Regions from separate parts of the Homo sapiens genome. Here region 1 is linked to region 2. A link is a loop called in an ENCODE intact Hi-C map of the cell type or tissue named here. Cell type or tissue: IMR-90. All regions are shown on one strand. Links, peaks and the distances in the headings refer to the core of each region. The heading gives the core; the rest is flanking DNA.

What was found. Peaks named below come from ENCODE experiments on the same cell type or tissue, not always from the same donor. Only the 100,000 strongest peaks of a DNase experiment are listed, where the experiment ranks them.
Region 1: a loop joins it to region 2, with 9 times the contacts of the local background. A loop is called at or near these places in 1 of 110 quality-filtered maps.

The regions. Positions count from the first base shown.
Region 1 is chr10:36,754,047-36,759,438 of GRCh38, forward strand. No RefSeq gene overlaps it. Among named protein-coding and RNA genes, the nearest start is that of ANKRD30A, 370 kb to the right of the region's middle. In IMR-90, for the core only: no CTCF peak of the experiment used is centred there; no DNase peak of the experiment used is centred there.
Region 2 is chr10:36,347,598-36,352,989 of GRCh38, forward strand. No RefSeq gene overlaps it. Among named protein-coding and RNA genes, the nearest start is that of LINC02630, 450 kb to the left of the region's middle. In IMR-90, for the core only: no CTCF peak of the experiment used is centred there; a DNase peak (open chromatin) is centred at 2,304.

The DNA of each region.
Region 1 (5,392 bases), core at 183-5,182, 410 kb after region 2:
CATGGGCCTTCTGTGGTGGCTCACACCTGTAATCCCAGAACTTTGGGAGGCCAAGATGGGTGGATCACCTGAGGTTAGGAACTGGAGACCAGCCTGGCCAATATGGTGAAATCCTGTCTCTACTAAAAGTACAAAAATTAGTGCCTGTAATCCCAGCTACTCAGGAGGCTGATGCAGGAGAATTATTTAAACCTGGGAGGCAGAGGTTGCAGTGAGGCAAGATCGTGCCACTGCACTCCAGCATGGGCGACAAGAGCAAAACTCCATCTAGAGAAAGGAAGGGAAGGAAAGGGAAGGGAAGGGCCGGGAAGGGGAGGGGAGGGGAGAGGGAGGGGGAGGGAGGGAAAGAAGGAAGGAAGGAGGGAGGGGGAAGGAAGGAGGGAGGGAGAAGGAAGGAAGGAAAGAAGGAAAGAAAGAAAGAAAGAAAATGCATGAAGACTGAAAGCAAGAGAAACTGCAAACAACCCACGTGCTCTGGTTGGTATAGTTGGTTCCTACAGGAAATGGGATAGTGATTCTGATATTGATAGAGAATAAATGTATATTGGAACTAGACAGTTAAGCAAATGGATGGCAAATAAGAGATAGGAGCCAGGTTTCTCACTGATAAAGTGGGAGATTACATATAAGCAAGGGGAGGAGGCCAGAATGATCATGTGATAAAGGAATTGAGTCGTAGACATCAGTATGAACTTACTAACACTTACACATATTACACGTAAAAATATTTAGAGTTACGTGTATATACACAGCTTCGTATACACACATTTATTTCCTTGCTCTATAAGCTAAGACGGTCTAGAACCAATGATATGCCAGCAGAAATGAGCATATCTAACACTTAAGTCTTCAATTCTTGAGTTTTTGTTTGTTTTGAAACAGTTTCGCTCTTGTTGCCCTGGCTAGAGTGCAATGGCACGATCTTAGCTCACTGCAACCCCTGCCTCCCGAGTTCAAGCAATTCTCCTGCCTCAGCCTCCCAAGTAGCTGGGATTACAGGCGCCCCCCACCACACAAAGCTAATTTTTGTATTTTCAGTAGAGACAGGGTTTCACTATGTTGGCCAGGCTGGTCTCAAACTCCTGACCTCAGGTGATCCACCCGCTTTGGCCTTCCAAAGTGCTGGGATTACAGGCATGAGCCACTGTGCCCAGCCTAAGTCTTGGTTTTTAATGACTCCAATCAAGCAAACCAGACTCCTTGGAGAAATGACTGATTCTAGAAATGGAAATAGAACAGGAAATAATACATGATCTGCCTGGAACATCTAGTTAGGCCAGAAAGTAAGGAAGTATAAAAACACCACCACCACCAAAACCCATAATGTAAACACTCCCAGTGGCCAAGGCTAGAACATTTGAGCAACAAAATAAATAAAGAAGTATTGGATTATAATCCAAAATATAAAATAAATATCTGTGAGCAAATAGTCATATAAGTACATTTTTGAATAAACAAATAATTGAGAGACGGGACAAATATCCCATGCAGAAGAATTCCAAATAATTTATGTAGACACTTAGCTTTCAAGGAAGTAGAACATAATTTCTTCCTCCTTAAGTGTTCTTTCCAAAAACAATACAGTATGAATAAGGGGCAAAAACAGTAGCTTTACAGGAGAAAAACCTGATGAGCACTACCTTAGACAAGTGATCAAGGTCAACATCAACAGGTGTAAGTCATGTTGATGAGTCTGAGCCTTGATGTGAGATGGTGAAAATGGCACTTCATCTCTGCAGTCTTTCTCCCTCAAACCCCAAACTCCAGTTTAAACATGAAGGGGAAAAAATCCAACATATTAAAAAAAAAAAAAAGTCAGTTTACAAAATTCCTGACCAGTACTCCTCAAAATTCTCAAGGTCATCAAAAACAAGGAGTCTGAGAAATTCTCGTCATCAAGAGGAGCCTAAGAAGATACTGACTAAATGCAGTGTGGTGGTGTCCTAGGTGGAACCCTGGAACAGAAGAAGATTAGATACAAGATAAGGAAGTCTGACTAAAGCAGGGGCTTTAGTTAATAATGTATAAAAATTGATAATGTAACAAATGTAGCAACACTAAAAATAAAGGAAACAGGGTAAGGGGGAAGGGTTATTATATTCATAATATTCATGTAAATTGAAAACTGTTCTTAAAAAGTTTGATAAAAAATGCATTTAGGGATAATTTGTTCTACTGTTTCTCCAAATACATTGTTGACCTAATATAATCAAAAGGGTCAGAATCTAATTTAAAGAGAGTTTATTCAAGTGTGACTTGAACCATTGGGAAACTCCAGCTTGAAAGGAGTCAGTGTTTTGAAGCAGGGAAGTTAAGAGTACATTTATATAGACAGAAACAGGAGGGGTTTTTTTTTGTTTTTCGTTTGTTGTTTTTTTTTTTTCTGAAACGGAGTCTCCCTCTGTTGCCCAGGCTGGAGTGCAGTGAGTGGCTAGATCTCAGCTCACTGCAAGCTTCGCCTCCCGGGTTCTCGCCATTGTCCTGCCTCAGCCTCCTGAGTAGCTGGGACTACAGGCGCCCGGCCACCACGCCTGGCTAATTTTTTGTATTTTTAGTAGAGACGGGGTTTCGCTGTGTTAGCCAGGATGGTCTCGATCTCCTGACCTCGTGATCCGCCCGCCTCGGCCTCCCAAAGTGCTAGGATTACAGGCGTGAGCCACCGCGCCCGGCCAACAGACAGGAGTTTTTAGCAGGACCACATCATTCACACAAGGGTGGCACATAGTTACCACTTTTGTACGGTAACGATGATTGGTTATATGCAGTGTTTCTCTTGAGGAAGGATATATTTACATTTTTTTTTAACAGAAAGTGTAGTAGTCGTGGGTTTTCTGTCTTCTAGTCTAAGCAAAACAACAGAGGGGAAGTTAATCACTAACAAAGATCATTAATTAAGAAGGCAGGAGGTTTTTGTCCCTGATGTCATTTAGTAACCGCATGTGACTCCGATCACAGCCATTTCTCTCTTAATGTGTTATTAGGGGTTCCAACAGCTTTTAAATTTCATTTATTTTCAGAATATCATGGGTTAGTTGTTCCTGAGGATATTATTAAGAATGCATGTGAGGCCAGGTGCGGTGGCTCATGCCTGTAATCCCAGAACTTTGGAAGGCCAAGGCGGGCAAATCACGAGTTCACAAGTTCGAGACCAGCCTGGCCAACATGGTGAAACCCCGTCACTACTAAAAATACAAAAAATTAGCTGGGCATAGTGGCAGACACCTGTAATCCCAGCTACTTGGGAGGCTGAGGTGGAAGAATCACTAGAACCGGGAAAGGGGAGGTTGCAGTGAGCCGAGATCGCACCATTGCACTCTAGCCCAAGCGACAGTGAGACTCCATCTCAAAAAAAAAAAAAAAGAATGCATGTGAGCCACTGAACTGTCTTCTAGGAAACTTTAATATGGATAAGGGAAATTATAAATTTCTAAGTGGATTTATAGGATATAGTGCTTCTAAAAGTATTTAAGATATCAAATCCTGAAACAATTTCAAGAATTAGTGCTCCTTGAAAAACATTTTAGGAAATGCTGATGTTTTCAGCTATTTGCAGATAAGTAAACAGAAATTTAATCACGTAACTTGCCTAAGACATACACTTAAATTGACAAGTCTCTGATGTTGAACCTGCAAACTCTTAGCTTTCATTCTCATGCTCTTTCAATTCTACTTCTGTATTTTATTTAATTTAAAAGTTCGTTGGTGGGCAGTGAGAAAAATGGAAATAAGAGCAAATAAATTCCAGATGAACAGAAAGGATTATTAGCTAATAAGATAAACATAAATATATCAGGAAGGGCGAGGAAATGGAGTTGGAGTATTGGTGATAGACTGGTTCATCATTCTGCTAAACAGATCAGGTCAGTAGAATTTTTTTATTTTAACATTTTTCATTTTATTTTTAGTTGACACCAAATAATGGCTTATATTCATGGGGTAGAAGAGTGATATTTTGATACATGGATACAATGTGAAATCATCAAATCAGGGTAATTAGCATATTTATTGCCTCATTCATTCATCATTTTTTTGTGTTAAGAACATTTAAAATCCTTTCTTCTACCTTTCTGGAAATATATTAATACAATAAAGTATTGTGAACTGTATTCAGCCTGTAGGACTGTAGAACACTAGAACTTATTCCTCCAATCTGGATATAATTTTGTGTCCCTTAACCCAGCTCTGCCTATCTTCCCCCCTCTCTCTCCTTCCAGGCTCTATTAAACATAATTAGTAATTTTTTTCTTTTTTCGTGAGACGACGTCTCGCTCTTGTTGCCCAGGCTGTAGTGCAATGGTGTGATCTCGGCTCACTGCAACCTCCGCCTCCTGGGTTCAAGGGATTCTCCTGCCTCAGCCTCTTGAGTAGCTGGGATTACAGGCGCCTGCCACCACGCCTGGCTAATTTTTGTATTTTTAGTAGAGACAAGGTTTCACCACATTGGCCAGGCTGATCTCGAACTCCTGACCTCAGGTGATCCGCCTGCCTCGGCCTCCCAAAGTGCCGGGATTACAGGCATGAGCCACCGTGCCTGGCCGGTAAAATTTTATATATATTGCATTTACATGCCCAAATCCAATATTCCATCAACATGTCGGCATTTGTAATGCCTAAGTTTAAAATATCAATTTGCTTATATTAACAATTATTTTTCTCTGTATAAACATATAAATACAAAGCATAACTGTTTGTATTTAAAATGTCTTAAATGTACATATAATCTTACAAATTCTAGCTTTGCATTTCTCTCAAATTTCAGTAAGTCTCTGATAAATCATACATCTAACAATTTCATTATGCACTGTTTCTTCTTTTATTGAAGCAACTATTAAAATGACACTTTATCCAGCAGCTTTCTTAGAATAATGACATCAGTGATTATTACTTTCTCCAGTGAAACATAGAATAGGAAATGTCTATAGTCTCACACAAATAGTGCAAAGAATGTCTAGATCTTTAATAGAATCATGCCACTGAATTCTTGACAATGATGATAAAGAAATTAAATTTAAGATACTTAATTTATAATAAAAATGACCAATGACCAACTCAATTTATGTGGGATTATTTATGAGCCACGTACAGCACTATTCATGTTGCCTATTTTACAACAACCTTCCAAATTAATCCTACTTCAGTAGGGTTACTTTACATGAGTAAAGTACTTTGGTTACTTTACATGAGTAACCAAAGTCCTGAATAAGAAAAAGGGAATCTGTCCAAAATCACATAGCCAATATTCACAGCTTTGGAATGCACATGTGTCTGATTCCAAAGCTATTGCACTATCCGTGGCATTGCACTGTCTTATAAAAGATAACCAAATATTTTATGTTTTCTGTTGCTCCCTTTCTCTAAGCATCTCTTTATGAGATGCTAAGCTGGCTAGCTA
Region 2 (5,392 bases), core at 255-5,254:
CTCTGTCGCCCAGGCTGGAGTGCAGTGGCCCGATCTCGGCTCACTGCAAGCTCTGCCTTCCGGGTTCACGCCATTCTCCTGCCTCAGCCTCCCGAGTAGCTGGAACTACAGGGCGCTGCCACCATGCCCAGCTAATTTTTTTTTTTTTTTTTTGTATTTTTAGTAGAGACGGGGTTTCACCTTGTTAGCCAGGATGGTCTCGATCTCCTGACCTCGTGATCTGCCCGCCTCGGCCTCCCAAAGTGCTAGGATTACAGGCATGAGCCACCGCACCCAGCCAAAACTCCTGCTTTCATTCTTATATCTGTCTATCCTATTATACCTCTTGCCATATAAGAAATTTCCCTTGTTAGTTTTGTGTCCATATTTTCACTTTTCTTTTTGCAGTTATAAGTACACATGAACATGTGTTCTTATTTTCTACCTGTTTTACATAAATGATAGCTTACCGTCTTGACTTAGGCACCTTGCAGCTCCTATAGATCTTTCCCTGTAGGTATATGGAGAACTTCAGTTATCTCTATGACTGCATATATTTCTGTGTGTGGAAAGACTGTAGTTTATGTAGTCATATAAAGAAAGACAATTCCTTTACAATATTTTGTACACCCAATTCTTCCATGATAACCTCGTGCAAATGTTAATTTGTATATTTGAAATTATGCATTTATGATAAATTCCCAGAAGTGGTATTGCTGGGTGAAAGACTAAATCCATTAATAATTTTGAAAAATGTTATCCTTTTACTGATCTTAACATTTTGTAATACCACCAGAAATAAAAGCATGTTTTCCTTCTTTATACTGGTGTTCTGTTTTTTTGTTTGTGTGTTTGTTTGTTTAAGTTCTGGGATACGTGTACAGGATGTGCAGATTTGTTACACAGGTAAACATGTGCCATTGTGGTTTGCTGCACTTATCAAACTATTGCATACCTATTAAACCCAGCAAGCATTAGTGATTTATCCCAATGCTCTCCCTCCCTAGTTTTCTGTTTTATCAAACATTTAAATTATTGATAGATGAAAAAATTATAGTGTTAGTTTTAAACTATTAGTTTTAGTTTTTCATCATAGTTTAGTTTTGATAAGTTTAGTTAAACTTATAAAAAAGATTAAGCATATTTTTTACATGTTTCAAATGTTGGCTCTTTTTCTGGAAAATTATTTATCCTGATCTTTGCTTATTGTTGCATAGGGTTCCTCCTTCTTCCAAATTTTTAGAGCTTGTCATACATTAGAGCTTTTTAGACATTAGTCCTTTATGACAGGAGTTTTTATTTTTTAAAAACATTTTGTTGTCCCTCTTTTTATTTACTAATAGTGTTTTTTTTGTTGTTGTTTCATGTGGAGTTTTTTTGGCAGTTTCATGTTTTGCATTTTGTTTTATCTTATTTTACCTGTGCACTTATTTTGGATTTTTAGGTGGTTAAATTTTTCAGTCTCTTTTCCCCATGGCCTAAATTTAATCTTTCTAATGAAAATTCTGCATACTAGAGTATTTTAAATATTTTCTCTTTCATAAATATCCTCTCAGAATAAGGCCCTTTTGATGAAAGATAGTGCTATCTCATTCTGAAAAGAAGCATGGCAAATCTCTAATTTACTTATAGTTTAATATCATATTTCCCCTTAAATGAAAATGTTAATACCATAAGCCCTTGGGATTTGACTATTTCAATATCTAATCCCACATATACTGTATGAAGCTTTTCATGATCATGAATATTTGATGAATCTATATGCTTTTTCAGATACAGAAGTGAATATCAATTCCAAATGGTCTAAAAGAGTTCCCTTGGAAGATTAATATAGCTTAGAATTTCTTATATTGAACTACAGGAGACCATCTGGGAATATATGTGGATATATACCTCATGTGTTCATAGTAGAGAGGCTAAGAACTATAGGAATGGTATCATATATGTTAGTTTAATCATTGCATCACTTTATATTCGATACACAAGTTGTAATAACTTGAGGTCGGTAACAATCAGGAACATTGCTGTCTGCTCTGGGCAGCTGGTACAGTAGTGTGTGCCGCTCTTTGTGGTAACAATCAAACAGTTTTCTTATTCCAAATCAGCTGCCTTGGGTTAAAGTCTGAACATGTCTTAAACTCTGCATGTCAGGAGTGTTTAGGACAACTCTATCATTCATTTAGCTAGTACTGATACTGCTCCCCGGCGGGGGGATTCAGAGCTAAGCTCCAAGGCTCCAGCTCTAATTGGAGAAATTGCTGATAAATTCCCACAGCATTCCATTTAGATGCGTATTGCAGTTCTGTTGTGAGTGTTCTCTGCCCTGCTCCCACACAATGACAGCCCTGCTGGTATAACCCTGTCCTATGGGAGCTGCTGCTGTGGGTGGTGTATCTTTAGACCGATTGGATAGAGTCAGACTTTTCTTGTTAGTCTCAGAGGAGACATTCTCCCGTTTGTTTCTTATTTTGCAGGAATCATGGACCAGGCAAAGAGATGATAAACGTTTACAGTAAGCCTTCTTACATGAAGAGAAAATGCACATCCTACAAACATTGCTTTAATTTTTTATGTTAAATTACTTGGAGAAGGCATGTCTATCACAGATGCAGACCCTTGGCTTCCTTCACTGCCCATAAAAAGCTCTTCAATCGCTCCTTGAGGCATCCATTTTTTCCCTACTATGAACTCTTTATTTCTTCATGTTAGTTAACAAATATAACTTCAACATATGCTTTTCTATTTTTCTTTTACCATCTTGACAGATCTCGTCCCTAATTCATTAGTTTATTCGTCAATTAAACCTCCATTTTGTATGGACTGTATACCAGGAACGGCTAGGCTCTGTTTAGGTTCTGTGACAACTTAGAGAATAAAACCCCACCCCTATCTTTAAGGTGTCCACAGTGAGTGTGGGAAACACCCACATAAAGAGTCAATAATGCAACCATATAGCAGTTCATTGAGGTGGGCGTTAGTGACAGAGTCTCGCTCTGCCACCTAGGCTAGAGTGCAGTGGCGCGATCTCGGCTCACTGCAACCTCCGCCTCCTGGATTCAAGCGATTCTTCTGCCTCAGCCCCCCGAGTAGCTGGGACTACAGACACAAGCCAGCACACCCGGCTAATTTTTGTATTTTTAGTAGAGATGGGGTGTCACCACATTGGCCAGGATCGTCTCAGACTCCTAGACCTCATGATCTGCCCGCCTCGGCCTCCCAAAGTGCTGGGATTACAGGCGTGAGCCACCGCGCTCGGCCCGGATTCGGATGTTAGTTTTTAAAAGTCATATTGAGATTGGGTGCAGTGGCTCACGGCTGTGATCCTAGTGCTTTGGGAAGCAGAGGTGGGAGGATACCTTGAGGCCAGGAGACTAGCTTAGCCTAAGCAGCATAGCAAGACCTTGTCTCTACTAAAAATTTAAAAGATTAGCTGAACATGGTGGTGCATGCCTGTAATCCTAGCAGCTTAGGAGGCTAAGGCGGGAGGATCACTTGAGCCCAGGAAGTTGAGGCTGCAGTTAGCCATGATAACACCACTGCATTCCAGCAGGGGCAACAGTGGGACCCTGTTTCTAAAAGTAAGTAGGTAGGTAGGTGGATAGATAGATAGATAGATAGATAGATAGATAGATAATAGAAATATTGTATTATTGGGTTGAAGTAATTTATTCCTGGATAGTTTGCCTGACTATTCTGAAATCACTGGAGACTCACCAACATGTAACATAAGCCAGTTGACAGGAATCTGGCCTAGGTCCTGGCTCCTGGATACTTTGCTTCTGGGGATTTTCATCATGTTACTGGAGGCAGCTTGGGCAGCGATCTCACCCTTGGCATGCTGGGAACCCTCTCTAATATGCAGACTTGCACTTACTTGCCAGGCATATTTTTAAAGACTTTATTGTATTCTTATTTCTGCTTGGGCATGCTTGACATTTCTTTTCCTGAAACTCCTGGGCCACTTGTTCTTAGTTGCGTTTATTTTGTATTTAACAATTGCTTGCTACTTGTCTTATTTTACAGTGCTGTATATTCTTCTTGTCCCTTGGATGCAAGTATGTTTTAATAGAAGAACTGAGGTCTTAGGCGCTCAGGACATAGATATTGAATTAATCATGATAAATGAATCACACCCCGATTTTTACTCTGATGCTGTAATTTACTAGCCACGTTAATGGGAGTAACATAAAACTAGTGAGTCTTTTCCTCCATTACTATTGATATTAATTGATTAATATTATATTAAATTGCAGCTTTTTAGTAACAAGCTACTTTATTCGAGGCATTGTGAAGAGTGCTTTGCATAATTCTCTCATTTTCATGATACTACTACCTATGGTAAAAACCATGTATTAGCTTCTTTTTTTTTTTTTTTTTGAGACGGAGTCTAGCTCTGTCGCCCAGGCTGGAGTGCAGTGGTACGATCTCGGCTCACTGCAAGCTCCGCCTCCCGGGTTCACGCCATTCTCCTGCCTCAGCCTCCCGAGTAGCTGGGACCACAAACGCCTGCCACCACGCCCGGCTAATTTTTTGTATTTTTAGTAGAGACGGGGTTTCACCGTGGTCTCGATCTCCTGACCTCGTGATCCTCCAGCCTTGGCCTCCCAAAGTGCTGGGATTACAAGCGTGAGCCACCACGCCCAGCCACAAATCATGTATTAGTTTCTATAATTGTGTGCTTACTAAATGCCTTGCTAAACTTTCTACATATATCTTTTTATTTAATATTCGCAACAATCCTATAAGTTCAATGTTATAATTTACTTAATGTTATTGATGCAAAAATTGGAAGCATAGTTAAATTTAACTTATTTTCCATAAGTCACATATCTAGCAAGAAAGCCCAATTAAAACCCAGAGCAAGCCCAACTTCATTTAAAAAAGTATTAATAAATGTATTAATAAAAGCAATATACATGTATGTTACATATATTAGAAGAGTGAAAATGAAAATAAAATGCAAATTAAAAGCCTGAACTGTCAGTTTCCTTTCCTAGAAGTCAACACTGTCATGCCAGAAACTCTATGTGCCTAGATAAGAATCCACCTACTCCATATCAATGCATACACATTACTCATGCCACCAATGAGCTCCTACCTTACTAAGTATGTTCAGCAGCTTGCTTTTTTCCTACTTAATATATCTCTAAGGTATTTCTATGTCAGTATATATCTATACCTATATCTATCTATATCTATCTTGTTCTTAACATATGCACCACAATTTTCTACTAACTCAACAAGCTATAATTATTTAACCAGTTCTCTATTGATGGAATTTTAGATTGTTTCAAGTTTTCTTGTCATTTCAAAAAGTGCTGCACTGACCACTGTGATGGACACATCTTTGTACATCTGTGAGTCTCCCTTCCAAAGAAGTTGTCCCCATTTTTACTCCCAACAACATTTAATG